Linked DNA regions of Mus musculus: region 2 is linked to region 1. The links are chromatin loops, found by intact Hi-C in ENCODE. Cell type or tissue: heart. All regions are shown on one strand.

Region 1 (8,000 bases):
TAGAGCTGAAGGTTCCCAAGGTATGGACGGCATTTAAAGAGTTAAGATGCCAATCACCAGTATTGTGGTACAAACCTTTAATAATAGCACTTAGGAGGCAGGGGCAAGAGGATTAGGTTTCCAGATCAATTTAAACTACACAGGGAGTTCAAGGCTAGCCTGGGCTATGTGAGACCCTATCTGAAAAAGCAAAACAAAAGAGTTCAAAGAGTACTTTATTTTTACCTTTAGCTCCTTCAAGTCCCAGGACTTCAGTTGGGTGGGAAGGCGTGGGACCTGACATGTGAGTGTGGAGCATTGATGTAAGGGGTCTGTATAGCTTATTGACTACATTTCACGAAGCCTTACCCCATCCTCAGGGTTACAGAGGGGGTGATGGACGGAAGGAGGGGAAGAAGAAGAGGAAGAGGAGGAGGGAGGAGGGAAAGAGAGAAAACAAACACCAAGTAACACGTTTAGTCAGGTTTAGAAAATACTGTATCCTGGGTAATTCTCATCTCTCAACTCATTTACAGTAGATTCTTTGTGGTGGTTTGGTTTTGTTGTTGTTTTTGAGACAGGATGACATATAGCCCAATCTGGCCTTGAATTCAACTTGCTGCTGTATAGTCAAGAGTGACACTTGCTCTGCCTGCCTCCATCTCCCAATTGCTGGGATTTCACGAGTTTCCTACCAGGCCTGATTGGTTTCTTCTGTAAAGTCAGACTTTTAATTCATAATTTCTTTTAAATATGTGTTTATGTTGTTGTTTCACAGAGATCTTGAATAGTATGGCTTGCATGACTCTATCACATTAGCAATTTCACTTGGGTTTTCTTTGATCCTAGCTATAATCTTCCATGGTTTGGCAGAATCCAGACTTACAAGAAAGGCTCACAAATCTCACCTTGTTTATTATATTGATGTTGGTACATTTTAGAAATTTGCTAATCTACTGACATTGCAAACATAAATCAGATATTCCTATATATATATTTACATAACTATGCTTGTTTAATTTCATCTTTAATAAAAACAAGGAACAGAAAACCATATGAAATTCTCATGTGGAGGTTTTGGTGCTGGGGATAGTTTTGGTGAGAACATGTAAGAATATGACTAATAGAAGTACCAGTCACGTATGTAATCAGCTTTATTATTTCTTTTTAACATATCTATTGGCATTGCATACAGTTTTATCATCTGTACACATCTGTGTGTAAGTATTTACATGAGCGCAGGCACCCACAGAGGCCAAAGGAGTTGGATGCCTGTCTTGGTTAGGATTTCTACTGCTGCAGTGAAACACCATGACCAAAAAGCAAGTTGGGGAGAAAAGGGTTTATTTGGCTTACCCTACATAATAGCATTGACGTGCATCATGGAAGGAAGTGAGGACAGGAACCCAGATAGGGGAGGAATCTGGAGGCAGGGGCTGATGCAACAAAGGCTGTGGACGGGTGCTGCTTTTTGGCTTGTTCCCCATGGCGGCTTCTACCTGCTTGCTTATAGAACCCAGAACCACCAGCCCAGGGGTGGCACCACCCAAAATGACCTGGGCCCTCCCCCATCAATTAATTACTAATTAAGAAAATGCCTTGCAGGCTTGCCTACAGCCCAGTCTTATGGAGGCATTTTCTCAATCGAAGTTTCCTCATATCTGATGAGTCTAGTTTGTCAAATTGACAAAAACCTAGCCATGAAAATCTGAAGTTATAGGCAGTTGTGAGCCACCTGACATCAGTTCTGGGAATCTAACTTAGGTCTTTTGGAAGAACATTACTTGGTTTTAACCACTGAAATTTAATAATTTCAAAGTGCTGTTTTATAAAATTCTGTATCTTACAACAGTTCTATGGGGGTATGGGAATATCTTTCTCTTTGCTTGCATATTTGAAAATTGACCCTCAGAACAGTATTGACATAAATGAAGATCCAAGAAAAAAAATCAATTTTCCAGGGCTGGAGAGATGGCTCTCTGGGCCATAAAATCACTTTAGTGCATTGATCATACAAAAAGAAGTAGACTAGAAAATACTAGTGTGCTTCATAAAATAAGGGCGAGGTTTATTTAGGAAGCCCTCTTACAGCTCAGTTTCTTTATAAGTGTATAATATAAACTATTGAAAAGTTATTATCTAACTACTGTATGTATTTGTATGTGAATGCACAAAGGGATCGGCGTGTGGGTTCTGGGCATCAAGCTTGGTCGTCAGGCAGGGCTGCCAGTGCCCTAACTTGCTGGGCTGTCTGCACCAGAATGGAAATGTAGTATTTTTTACTGCATTCTCTCCCTCTCTCCCTCTCTCCCTCTCTCCCTCTCTCCCTCTCTCCCTCTCTCCCTCTCCCTCTCCCCTCCCCTCCCCTCCTCTCCTTAATTTATTTTTTTACGTTCACATACAAAGTAGTGTGTGTTTTTTTTAATATTGTGTGTGTGTGTGTGTGTGAGACAGACAGACAGACAGACAGACAGACAGAGAGACAGAGAGACAGAGAGACAGGTAGGGAGGGAGGGATGTGAGTGTAAGCGTGCGTGCAGTGTGCGTAGAAGTCGGAGGACATCTTCTGGAGTCTGTTCTTCCCGGCCTGTGGATTTCTGAGATAAGTGACGGACACAAGTCCTCAGGGTTGTGCAGCAAGCGCATGCTCCGAGCTGAGCTATGTCACGGCCAGGCAGGATGGGCAGCTCCCAGACACAGGTGAATGTCATTTATACCTAGTTCTTACGCATTCTATCCCTCATTTCTCCTTTTTGCTGGCTTTTCTTCCCTCAGATAATCCTCCCGTCTACTATCATGTACTGTGTCTACTTTCGTGTACTGTGAGTTGAGGTTTCAGAGTGTTAGGACTCACAGGCTGGAGAAAGCTGCAACTCCAGGATAGAGCTCTTACCTGGGATGCAGAGGGCCCTGGGTGCAACCCAAAGCCAGACCGTGGGAAGCGGAGGGGAGGGGAGGGGAGGGGAGGGGAGGGGAGGGGAGGGGAGGGGAGGGGAGGGGAGGGGAGGGGAGGGGAGGGCACAAGGGCTTGTGTTCTGGATGTTCTTTTGTATCTTCCCCTACCTTCCCAACTGTTTGCGCTGCCACCATTTTAGACCCTTTTATCACCCTTATCATACAGGATAAAGATTTGCTACTTTATTCTATGTTTGTTTGTTTCTTTGTTGTTGTTTTGTTCTTTAAGACAGGGTTTCTCTGTAGCCCCAGCTGTCCTGGAACTCACTCTGTAGACGAAGCTGGCCTTGAACTCAAGAGAACTGCCTGCTTCTGCCTCCCCAGTGCTGGGATTAAAGGCGCCCCACTGCCGTGCACCACCACTGCCCAGCTGCTGCTGTAATTTTTAACTACAAGAATTCTTTTGACTTCTAATTAATTAAAACATGACATTTTAAATATTGGTATCTGGACAGCCTTGAACATAAAATGAAGAGAGGATTAGATAAGTGCCTATAGATCTGCTCCTAGGATGTGCTAAATGCACCTATGCCTCCCTCACACCCAGCTCTAGAGTACCCAAGGCAGTGTATTTACTGATTGAACTTTCATTCAGGTTTGCATTCAAGGGGCAATGTTCACTTCATTTTATCCTACATACAAGTTGAATACTGAAAATTTGTTCAAGGTTTTGTAATAGCGACCTCTACTGGCTCTAGCTGAGGTATGTGCAAGTGGATTTTAAACACCTGAAGGGAGCTAATAGTGAATTACATTAAAGTAGGGAATTTAGCTATTATAATGGCTCGTTCTTTAACTGAATAACTTCTAGATGTTAGAATTGAAATAGTCTGCTAAAGATGGGCCTGTTCGTTCATGGTAGGTCCACCATGTTAAAGCACGGGTTAGCAGTGCAGGCCACTGAGGCTCGTGACCTGGATGATACGGACTCTCACATGAATGCTACTTGTATTTATAACTGGGGTTAAAGTAAGGATGAAATAAATAAGAATTTATTGGAGTTGATATTTGCAAGTCTCCTTCCATGAAACTGTGAATGATGTTTAAGGTGACTTACCAGTCTTGCCATTAGTGTTAATGAAGGTGGGTGCAGGATATGATTTACCTGTTAATAAAAACTGTCCTTAGTCCCTTAGTGACCTAACTAAGAAACTAACACAGTGACAATCACAGACTTTTGTTTGCAGTGTAAATTACGTGAAAAGCTCGCGCATACTCTTTATTTCACAGTAAGCTTTAAGTGCTGAGCTGTATTTGCTTGTTGCTTAGTTATTATTCCCTCTTTTCTAAGGAACGTGTTCAAAAGAGTTTTCCTCATCCAATTGATAAGTGGGCAATAGCTGATGCCCAATCAGCCATTGAAAAGAGGAAGAGACGAAATCCTTTATCGCTGCCAGCAGAAAGAATTCATCATTTATTAAGGGTAAGCTGAAATAAGCCACATGACCTATGAAAAGCAAAATAACTGAATGGTAAAATCCTTTTACATTTTCCAGGGATTCATGTTGAGGTAAGGGGGTGCTGTGGTAGTGAGTAAAGGTTGGACAACGTGGTTTCATGTCACTTCAAACCAGTAGTAGTAAATCAAAGACACCTGGAAAAGTTATATTATAGATTTTATTTACTCCAGGGTTGCTAGAAAATATAATTGTAGATATTTCTCTCTTTCTGGTCAGAGCTAAATATCCCATAAAGCTTTAAAGTCTGTTAGCATTTTGTGTAGGGCTATCTGTGAGACTGCAGTGAGGGTCTGTGTTTTTGTGGGACAAACAAGCTGGTCCTGCTTAAATAAGTTAACCACTTTAGTGTACCCAGAACTAGAAAAATGCCAAGAATCCTAAGAGTGCTAGTTTGGTTTATTTACCATGACAAACAAAATAACTCTCTTCCTCACACACACACAAATACCTTATTGTAATATTTAAAACCTTAGTACAAGTTTCTGTTTTTTCCCTTTGAGACAAGGTCTTACATTATTGCCCAGGCTGGCCTTGGCCTGAGTGCTGGCATTAAAGGCTGGCATTGCTACGCCCGACGGACTGACCTGTGCTTTCTCCTCTCCTGTAAGACTTCATCTTCCTTGGGAACTTGTGGCTCCACAGACGCACATACTCTCTGTGAAGTCTAATAATAGGATCATTTAAATGCTTAGTAGCACATAGCATGGAGGGTGTTTGTTTTGTTTTTAATTTTGTTTTTCATGGAAAGCCAAGAGTGTGTCATCAGGTAATATACCATATGCTCCCCACACCAAGCTCAGACTTTGTGGTTAAACCACTTACTTACACACTACTGTGTACTGCTCCAGTACTGTACACAACCAGAGACGATTCTGCTTCCCTCTGTGTGTACGCACGTGTGTCCTACACATAATAGTGTGTGTGTGTGTGTGTGTGTTTCTCATGAATGAACTAGTGAAAATTAAATTATTAAATATTGGTAGTGATGGGCTTCAGTGAAAGTTAAGCTGGGTTGATACTGTTTAATTTTGTAGTTGATTGATTAGATTTTACTGTGTATGACGTTTAAATGTGCTTTCCTTTTAATTTTTCAGGAGGTCCTCGGTTATAAAATTGACCACCAGGTTTCTGTTTACATAGTAGCAGTATTAGAATACATTTCTGCAGATATTTTAAAGCTCGTGGGGAATTATGTAAGAAATATACGGCATTATGAAATTACAAAACAAGACATTAAAGTGGCAATGTGTGCTGATAAGGTAGGAGAATCAGCTTCTTTGTGTTGTATTCATAAATTATTACTTATGATTTATTGGATGCTAATATACTCTTCAGAAAGAATAGAATTGTGCACTGCATTATGTTTTGGGGAGAGATTTCCAGTAACCTCATAGCATACATCCAGGTTGTTACTGTATGGAAATAAGATAGAGGTGGCTGGTACTTAAGTGGCTTTTTAGGAAAGAAGATATTTTCTGATGGGATTCTATTCCACTTTCTTCACACTCTGGCCATTCTGGTTATAGATTCTACTTATGTATGTATTAGTGTTTATTCTAACAGAATAAAGTGAAAGAGATTATCTGGCCTGAAGAATTAAAAGTGTTGTGATATTTTTAAATGGAGATAAAGTACTTGATATTTATGATTACAACTGAAAATGAATACAAAGTGTTTGCTACTTTGTTTTAAATGTGTGTGTGTGTGTGTGTGTACAGCGCAGGGATTCAGAGAAGTCGGAACAAGTATTCGATCTCCTAGAAATGGGCGCACAGAGGGTTTATGGTGCTGGAAACTGAGCCCAGGTGCTCTGGGCAAGCTGTGAGTGCTTTTAACAGCCAAGCCACCTCTCTAGCCCATCTGCTAAAAGATTTATTTTTATTACTGTGGCACATGGGAGGGGCATTCTGTGCACATGAGCACAGTTGTTTGTGAAGACCAGAAGAGGTACCAGACCCCTGAAGTTATAAGCAGTTGTGAATTGCCTGACATGGCTTCTGGGAACTGATACACTTGTGTGTTCTTAACCACTCGCCTGTCTGTCTAACCCTCTTGCTTGCTACTTTTTAAAATGAATCATATAAGTAAAATATTTTTTAGTATCTATTATGTGCTCATACAGAAATGAGGTACAGAAAAATGTGTTTAAAAGGGGGCTGGGATCTTTCTAACTGGTAGAGTGTGGCCTAGGATGCATAAAGCCTTGGATTTGGTTTCTGGTCCTGGGTAAACAGAATGAGATGCGCGTGTGCAAGCAGAAGGATCAGAAATTCAAGGCCAGTCTTGGCTACATAGTGACCCTATGGCTAGCTTCAGTTATATGAGACCATATCCCTATAGTTTAAAAAATTTTTAAAAAACAATGCTTCAAAGTTGTTGAAAGGTGACTTACGTTGTAGCATAAGGTAAACTATACTGCAGTGACACTGTACAGGGCCACAAGAGTGGGAAGGGTGAGTTTCAGCAAGAGTAACCGTGGAAAACTTTTTGAAGAAACTTTTTGTATGTATAGGTGTTTAACCTGCATACATGCCTGTCGCCATGTTGATGCCTGGTTGCCATGGTTAACTGATTCTCTAGAACTGGAGTTAAGATTGTGAGCCACCTTGTAGGTGCTAGGAATGAAGCTCAGGTTCTCTGAAGAACATTAATTGTTCCTAACCTCTGAGCCATCTCTTCTCTAAAGCCATCTCTTCCTCCCCCCCCCTCCCCCACAGGGCATGTTTGTCCTCTTGTGGGGGTGGGGGGGATGCCTAGGGCATTAACCTTCAAGGGAGACTACACTATTATTACTGACACTTTCATTTTACCTCTGACTACATAGGTATTGATGGATATGTTTCATCAAGATGTAGAAGATATAAATATCTTATCTTTAACTGATGAAGAGCCTTCCACCTCAGGAGAACAAACTTATTATGATTTGGTAAAAGCATTCATGGCAGAAATTCGACAGTATATAAGAGAATTAAATCTAATTATAAAAGTTTTTCGAGAGCCCTTTGTCTCTAATTCCAAATTGTTTTCATCTAATGTAAGTATATTTTGTTATTTTTGCATGTGTTGTTAACTTTCAGTTCAAATTTGAAGTTATATAATTCATGATTTCTAATTTGTCCTGATCACAAATAAAGTGCTGCCACAGTTTCAAGAGATTAAACATCAGAAATTGAAAGACAGAAATCTAAAATAGACTAATTATGTAAGTGAAAATGAAATCACATAATAATCAATTTATCTCAGGGGATAGAGCGTCTTGTGTAGGTGGGAGATATTTTTGATTCAGTGACTTATTTGAGTCATTTAAGTGATACTTATCAACAGCAGCCGTATTGTGGGACACCACATTCAGAGGAGTCAGCAACAGTCCTGTCTCGTCAGGGCGGAGCTGGAAATGTAGGACGAAGAGTCGTAATGCAAGAGTAACAGCGGAATTATTGGGAACACAAGAGATGAGCCGCAGGGCAGTGCCCGTGCTAACCGTGCTAGACCTAAAGAACGTTCAGTGATGAGAACAGTGCCAGCTCTGGAGCTCCAGGCATCGCAGTTCCTGGGCATTAAATAAAACGGAGAGCAGCTGAGAGCACAGCCCAGTGGCAGAGCACT
Region 2 (8,000 bases), 99 kb before region 1:
ATACAAGGGAAAGGAGTTACAAACAGGTGAGGTCATATGTCCTGGTTTTTGCCCTAGCTTCCCATGTAGCTAATACCCCACCACTCTCAGAGGTGAGCTACTGTGAACCCTAAACTATCTGGTCTCTCTCGGCAGAGGCAGAGTAGCCATGTTAGCTAGCTTGACTACAGCTGTTCTGGTTTCTGCCTGTTACACTGACTTCTACACTAAGATTTTTTAGTAACCCAGGGGATAGGTTATCAAACTTCATTAGCATTTTACTTTTGGTTTACAATATTGAACAAGGGGCTGGGGAAATGGCTCAGCAGCTAAGAGAGGACCTGGGTTTAGTTCCACAACTATCTAAAGTCTAATTCCAGGTGATCTGATGCCTTCTGACCTCTCTGGGCACCAGGCACATACATACATACATACATACATACATACATGCAAAACATTTATTCATATAAAACATTTAAAATATATATATGGATATAATATTATATTGCACAGAAAAACGAAAAAGAAAGAAGAAAATATAAAAGACTGCTTTCTGAACCATTTCCACATGTCAATAGAAGCCACAAATAAAACCTCCGTACATCAGAGCAAGCAGCAGCCTCAACCAGAGGACAGAGCCCAGTGAAAAGCATATCTAAATGCATGAGCCTGGGAGAGTCCTAAGATAAGAGGTGCAACAGAAACTTAGGGGCTGAGAGCGGACACTAGAAACCAGACTGCACTCCAGTCCAAGCCACCACTGACATAAGTCGATGGTAAGGGGACTGGGGAGATGGGCTCAGCTTAAGAACTCACGCTGCTCTTGCAGACCACCCTTTGCTCCCCAGCACCCAGACAGGGTGGCCCACAACTCCTCTAACTCTAGCTCCAGGGGATCTGGTGCCCTCTTCTGGACACTGCGGGCACTCACATGTGTGTGCACATGCACATACAACATACAATTAAAAATAAAATAAGCCTGTTTTTTTTTTTTTGGCCATGATAATGTGTAAAGTATGTAAACACTGATCATTTTATAGCCTTTTGCATAATGACTCAGTCCTTCATTTACGTTATACATTGTGTGTTCCTAGTTCTTGTACACTGCACGGTGCCTACACATGAACACGTTGCTTACACTTGGCCCTCACCAGGGGGATTTAAACAGTTTAGCTACTATCACTACTTACTTGTTACAGATCTTCAATTCATTCCACATTGAAGCTGATGGCTCGAAGAACGAGCAATTGATCTTAAACACCATAACAAAATTCTGTATGAGAGAATGGAGAAACCGCTCAGCCAGTAAAAGCCCCTGCTGTACAAACCTCAGGGGCCCCAGTTCAGATCCTCAGCACCTATGTCAAACACTGTGCTAAATGGCATGTGTCTGCAACCCCTGGTCTGGAAGGCAGAGGCAGGAGGATTCCTAGGACTTGCTGGACCCCGCCCATCTCACTGAGTTGGTAGGAGCCACATGTCAGTGAGAGACCTTGTCTCAAAGATTAAAGGGAGAGCAGAGACAAGATTGCTCAGCAGGTAGATGCTTGCAGCCAAATCTGACAATCTGAGTTCAATGCCCGGGACTTAAGTGATAGAAGGAACCAGTCCCCGCAAGTTGTCATCTGACCCTCACACAGGTGACATTGCACATCCATGAGTGTGCATATGCCCATGCACTCAGACACACATATATTAATTAATTAGTAATAAAATGTTAAAGGGGAGAGCAATTAAGAACACCTGATTAGCCGGGCATGGTAGCGCACGCCTTTAATCCCAGCACTCGGGAGGCAGAGGCAGGCGGATTTCTGAGTTCGAGGCCAGCCTGGTCTACAGAGTGAGTTCCAGGACAGCCAGGGCTACACAGAGAAACCCTGTCTCAGAAAAAGAAAAAAAAAAAAAAGGAACACCTGATGTCAACCTCTAGGCTCCATACACACATGCACACACACACATATGTGCACCCTCGCACATATGCACATACGCCAACACACAATAAAAGAAAAAAAAAAACCCTTCTGCCCAGGAGCTAGAATGATAAAGGGGCGTGTCCTCCTAGCATCAGAGCATATCTGGGACAGCTGTGAACGGAACCGCATCACTAACCTGTGCACTTCACTTCTTCTGCAGCAGTTGAAACACCCAAACCTCGTGAACCTCATCGAGGTGTTCAGAAGAAAGAGAAAGATGCATCTAGTTTTTGAGTACTGTGATCACACACTGTTAAACGAGCTGGAGAGAAACCCAAACGGGTAAGTGATCCAGAACCTGGAGTTCTTTGGCCAGTTCTCTTTCATTCTGTGTGTAGCCCCAAAAGGATCCCAGCCCCAGCCTCCCAGCCCCACCCCAACCCCCGCTACCAACCCCCAGCTTCACGTAGGATGTGCTCAAAGGGTAATGGCTTTTAACCTAAAGTGTAAGCAGAAGAAACAGGAAGCCAGTATAAACCCCAGTGTAGCTTGGTGGGAAAGCATACACAGGGTGGTCTGACCTCAAGGAGCGACCATAATTCAGTGCGAGGAAATCCAATCATATGGCCCACCAGCAAGTCAACACGTAAGAGCACCCACTGGGGCTGGAGCGGCAGCTCTCTGGTCAAGAACAGCAAGTCCTGCTCTTGCAGAGGCCCCAGGTTCGGTTCCCAGCACCCATGTGGTGGCTCACAGCCATCTGTCACTCCGGTTCCGGGGGATCTGGTGCCCTTTGCTGGCCTTCCTGCATACGTTGCAGACATACATGTAGGTGAACAGTCAGACACAATAAATAATAAATAACTCTTTAAAAGAGACAACTACAGGGGCTGAAGAGATGGCTCAGCAGTTAAGAGCACTGACTGCTCTTCCAGAGGTCCTGAGTTCCAGTCCCAGCAACCACATGGTGGCTCACAACCATCTGTGATGGGATCTGATGCCCTCTTCTGGTGTGCATGAGGACAGTGACAGTGTACTCGTATAAAATAAATAAGTAAGTCTTTTTAAAGAACGCAACTACATATCTGACTGAAATGATTAAAAGATTTTATTGAAATGAGCATGTTTCTAGATGGAAATACCTACTATGAGAGTATAAACATGTTGTCTCATCGGGTTTTTTTTTTGTAGCACAGAATTCTAACTAGAGCACAAATCGGATATTTTTTAAACTTGAAAAGTGAGAGCCAAGAAATTTCTTAAAGAAGGAAGGAAAAAACAGGGTTTAAATACAGAAGTTTTGGCAATTGCTTTCTTTAAAAAATAAAGCCATGACTAAAACTGAAAAAGAATTTCAATAAACTATTATCACCATTAATAATTTTTCAAATAGTGTAAGATGAGTGCTGTGGTATACCAGAGGCTGAGACGGGATGATTGCAAGTTGGCGATTAACCTGAGCAACTTAGTCAAGACCCGGTCTCAAATATATTCGAAAGGGTTAGGGGTGTAGCTCAGTGGTACAGAGGTTGCCTGGCGTGTGCAAGGCACAGGGGTTCCATCTGAAGCCACCACAAACAAAATAGGTATGCAGGCCTCTCCACCTAGACAGGGTGTAACTAGGTAGATCATTTGGCAGTGAGTATGAACATTTAGAAAGCTGTTGTCACACTTAAACGCAAAACTCCACTTAGAAAAGATATACAGCAAGGTATTTTTCCCATAAGGGCAAAATTATACATATTCTGAAAGATATTTAGAGCAGAGAAGATTGGGAGTGACCTGATTTTCCAGTAGTAAACAACTGCTGAGCTGAGACATGGCTGTCCCTCGACAAGTCCATCCCTACCTCCTTTTGGCAGTTTATTTTCTTTCCTTTAACCCCGTGGAAAGCGCACGCCCTTAACCTCAGTGCTGGGAAAGTAGTCAGCAGATCCCGGAAGCTGGCACTTTAGCTACTGTAGCTAAACCAGGGAGTTCCCGGTCTAATGAGAAACCCTGTCTCACAATAACAATAGGTTTGGAGAGATGATTCCGCTATTTAGAACACGTACAGCTCTTCCAGATCTGAGTTGGATTCCCAGGTATTCACGACAGGTGGTTCATCACTGACTATGACAACAGTTCCAGGGAATTTGACACCTCTAGCCTCCAAGGGTACACTTGAATTTACACACACACACACACATACACACATGCACACCTGAAAAATTAAAGTTATTTTGTTAAAATTGAAATAGAAAATATTGAAAATAAAATAAATCATTAAAAGTAATAATTAGGTGGATAGAAGAAGATCCCAAGAAACCAACCTCTGGAATTCAACACACACGTACACACATGTATGCACATACAGAAATACCTATACATGCATCTCTTTCACACACACACATGCACGCACAAACACACAGCACACACACGTATGCACATACCCAAATACCTATACATGCATCTCTCTCTCCCCCTCTCCCTCTCCCTCTCTCTCTCTCTCTCTCCCTCTCCCTCTCCCTCTCCCTCTCCCCCTCTCTCTCTCTTGCACACGTGCACGCGAGCACACACACACATACACACACGCGCGCGCGAATTTGTAAGGTCAGAGTCATCTTCAGGTGACTAAAATAGCAGTTTCTGAGCTGGGTAGCTCGAGACACCTGGATTTTAGCTTCAAGCTTTTCGCTGTTGCTTTTAGTATTTGTCTCTACACTCTCCCGAAGGATAATACCTAAACACCACGTATCCACCGATTTCTACAGAGGGCGCTATTTCACTCTATAATGCTTTGAAAACTGCTGCCTGCGGCAGAACAGCATTGGCGTGCTCTCTCTCCGGTCTGGACGTGGCGTGTCTATCTACGGTCACTACAGTTCCATCTCCTCTGTAAGATCAATGTGATTCATCCCTAACGCATATCATCCTCCCAGCAGTGGACCCTGCCTCCTGGGCATCTGAGCCAAGTGAGCAGAACCATGCCGCCCCAGTAAGAAAGCTTTGCGTATCCTATTGACGACCGATACTCCCATTGAACTAGCTCTGCTTGGTTTCTCGTTAACAACGTTAGCAGTCAGGGTTCTGAAACATTTCTGACCCCTCATACCTGCCTTGTTTCCTAGGTCTCCTCACCTGGAGTCTCCGAGTACCTATCCAGAATCCTATGTCTGTTGATATAGTAGCCTAGTGCTGGCGCCTGTTCCCTGAAGGTGGAAGCCACCCCTCCCCCCACTACTCTCGCCGGCTCTGTTGTCTGGGTTGCTCAATCGATTGTTGCTCAATCGATTGGCTTCCTAGTCCATTTCTCCACATTTACCTCCTAGCACTGTATCACTTCTTGCTTGATTCTTTCGAGGGCTTTGGCTTTAGAGCCGGGTCCAGGTTCTGGAAGGTTCTGTGGGACTCTACCTTGTTTCTGCCTAAATTCCCCACACTCCTGGTTCTTTGTCAACCCAGAGCATCTTCTACCTTTGGGACCTCTGGTCACTGTGCCTGGGATGTGGTCATGTCTACTGGCTTCATCTGACCTCAGACCTTCATCTCTTGAACACAAGTGGAGGTTAGGCGGAAGTGTTTGGGTGGTAGCTTTCTCAGTGAATTTAGGGTGTTTTTCCATTTTCACACAGGAGAAAATGGAAGCTTCCACAACTCTCTGAGGTTATAAAAGTGGAAAGTAGCATAGTGGGGTCTGAAGTTGAATATTCTGCCTCTTAGTGCCCAGGGTGGCTATGGTCACCCTTCCACTTTATAAAAGAGAAAAGCTGTCACTGCAGGTTTGACTAGGAAAGGGTGGACATGGACAAAATCATAACAAAATGCAGTTCGGGAAACAGGAATGGATATTTCATACAGAAAAGAATTTGTGCTAAGAATTAGGTCTCTCGTAATATTCACAATTAGGAGTGGAGGTAAAGGGTGCCACCGTGTACCTAACTGTCAAGGGCAATGCTACATAATCAGGCCCTAAGATGAGGAACTGCTCTGAGAGAAATCCCCCGTGCCCCTTCCCCCCCTCCCCCGCTCCTCCCCACACACACATACATCCATTTTTCTGAATAGAGCAGCCTCCCATGCCAGCACCTAGGTCCTGGAGCCATAACTGATGATGTGAGTTCAAGTCCAGGGATCCACAGGATGGAAGCAGAAGGCTCACTCTCTCAAGTTGTCTCCATGACTAAACTATCCATTTAAAATTTAAATATACAAATTAAACCTTTGGGTCTCTAGTTTCCGAAAACAACAGTCCCATGTACATCAGCAGAACTGAAAAGATCTGCAGGGTCTGTAACAGAGCAGGACTGAGCAGGCAACTGCTAAGACAGTAGAGACCAGCACTAGCCACCTGATTAAACACAGTAGCCACAAAGAAAAAAGTCTAAGTGTGTGTGTGTGGGGGGGGGGAAGTTGAGGATAATTAGGAACATGTTATCTAAATGATTTGATGTGTGTGCATACAGATGTGTGTGTATACATATATGTGAAATTGTATAAGAAAAATAATTATAAAAACAAAAAAGGGGGCTGGTGAGATGGCTCAGTGGGTAAGAGCACCCGACTGCTCTTCCTAAGGTCCATAGTTCAAATCCCAGCAACCACATGGTGGCTCACAACTATCCATAACGAGATCTGACGCCCTCTTCTGGTGTGTCTGAAGACAGCTACAGTGTACTTACATATAATAAATAAATAAATCTTTTTTTTAAAAAAAAGCTGCAAATGAGAAGAAAAAGAAGGGAAGGAAGGAAGGAGAGAGAAGAAAGAAAAAGAAAGAAAGAAAGAAAGAAAGAAAGAAAGAAAGAAAGAAAGAAAACATCCAGAAATGATAATGGATAGAGAAGGGCTGGGAAAACGACTTAGCAGTTAAACACTTGACATAGGAGCATGTGGATCAGGGTTTGAATCACTAGAAACCCGTGTAATTACCACAACCCACCTGTAATTCCAGCATTAAAAGGCAGAGATGGGATCCCCCGAGCAAGCTGGCTAGCAAGACTAGCCGTATCAAAGAACCTTGGTTTGATAGACAGACTGTCTCATGGTAAAAACAACCAAAGATGATTCCTGGCACTAACCTTGAACCACCTTATGTATGTACACACTTATACGCACACACTTGTGTACACACACACACACACACACACACGCAAAGCCACGCATACACACCCCATAAAAAATGAATAAGGAAACGGGAGAAAAGACGTGAAACGGAAATACACTCAGGAGGAAGTGTAGCACCCAGTAATCACATGAATATCGATTTAACTTGAGGCAGTCTCATGTAGCTTAGGCGAACCTCAGTCTTGCTATGTAACTGAGAATAACCTTCAACTTAGGAGGTAGAGGCAGGAGGATCCGCTCGCCAGTTCCCCGGTAAATAATAACCAGCCAAAGTAACTTGTCAGTACTCCGCACCTGGAAGGCTGGTTCTGCCAGGGGCTAGCTCATAGCCTCGCGTTCCCACGGGACTTTTATTCTCTCTGGGCTCCTCCTTGGGTGTCGACCTCTCTCTCCCAGTGCAGGCTGTATGGCCTCTACACAGTAACACAGCGCAAGCTACGCTGTTTCCCACCAGGCATGTATGTGGTGCACAAGCGCGCAAGCAGGCAGAACAACCACACAGACCATTTCAAAAGCGATTCTGGCGCCCCACTCCCTGACCCTGTGCCTCTGTTGCCCCTCCTGCCCCTGCCCCATTCCCAGCCCTTGCTCCCGGGACCCCCATCCCAGGAGTTTTCATTTCTATTTTTGATCTTTCTCTCCAGAGTTTCTGATGGAGTGATTAAAAGTGTGCTATGGCAAACCCTTCAAGCCCTTAACTTCTGTCACAAGCACAATGTAAGTAATATTTTCTAATGCTAGGAAGTTCTCTGTACCGATGCTTCTGTTGGAGAGAAGGAAAGACCCCGAGGCCTAAGATCAAAGCAAGAACCATGGAAGGAGCGAAGTTCCATCACTTATGGCTCGTCTCCCAGTTCCATGAGAACCAAGTTATGATAGCTTGTGAATTCAAAATTGTGTGGACTTAATGTTTTCCTCCACCACAGAATTGATTCCTAGAATTGTTTAAATTGGGTTAAAATATTATTTATAATCTAATATATAATATTTACATATTATAGC

What was found. Peaks named below come from ENCODE experiments on the same cell type or tissue, not always from the same donor. Only the 100,000 strongest peaks of a DNase experiment are listed, where the experiment ranks them.
Region 2: a loop joins it to region 1, with 5 times the contacts of the local background. A loop is called at or near these places in 26 of 42 quality-filtered maps.

Annotation. Positions count from the first base shown.
Region 1 is chr17:80,451,409-80,459,408 of GRCm38, reverse strand. It overlaps Sos1 (SOS Ras/Rac guanine nucleotide exchange factor 1), which reads left to right. Exons shown (of 22, transcript NM_009231.2): 3 at 4,226-4,357; 4 at 5,489-5,653; 5 at 7,219-7,428. Among named protein-coding and RNA genes, the nearest start is that of Sos1, 25 kb to the left of the region's middle. In heart, a CTCF peak has its summit at 3,628 (motif pointing left); no DNase peak of the experiment used is centred here.
Region 2 is chr17:80,550,541-80,558,540 of GRCm38, reverse strand. Cdkl4 (cyclin-dependent kinase-like 4) reads left to right here. Exons shown (of 10, transcript NM_001360143.1): 3 at 2,113-2,234; 4 at 7,643-7,715. Among named protein-coding and RNA genes, the nearest start is that of Cdkl4, 23 kb to the left of the region's middle. In heart, CTCF peaks have their summits at 894 (motif pointing left) and 4,649; DNase peaks (open chromatin) are centred at 4,770 and 5,020; H3K4me3 peaks cover 1,265 bases; H3K27ac peaks cover 1,299 bases.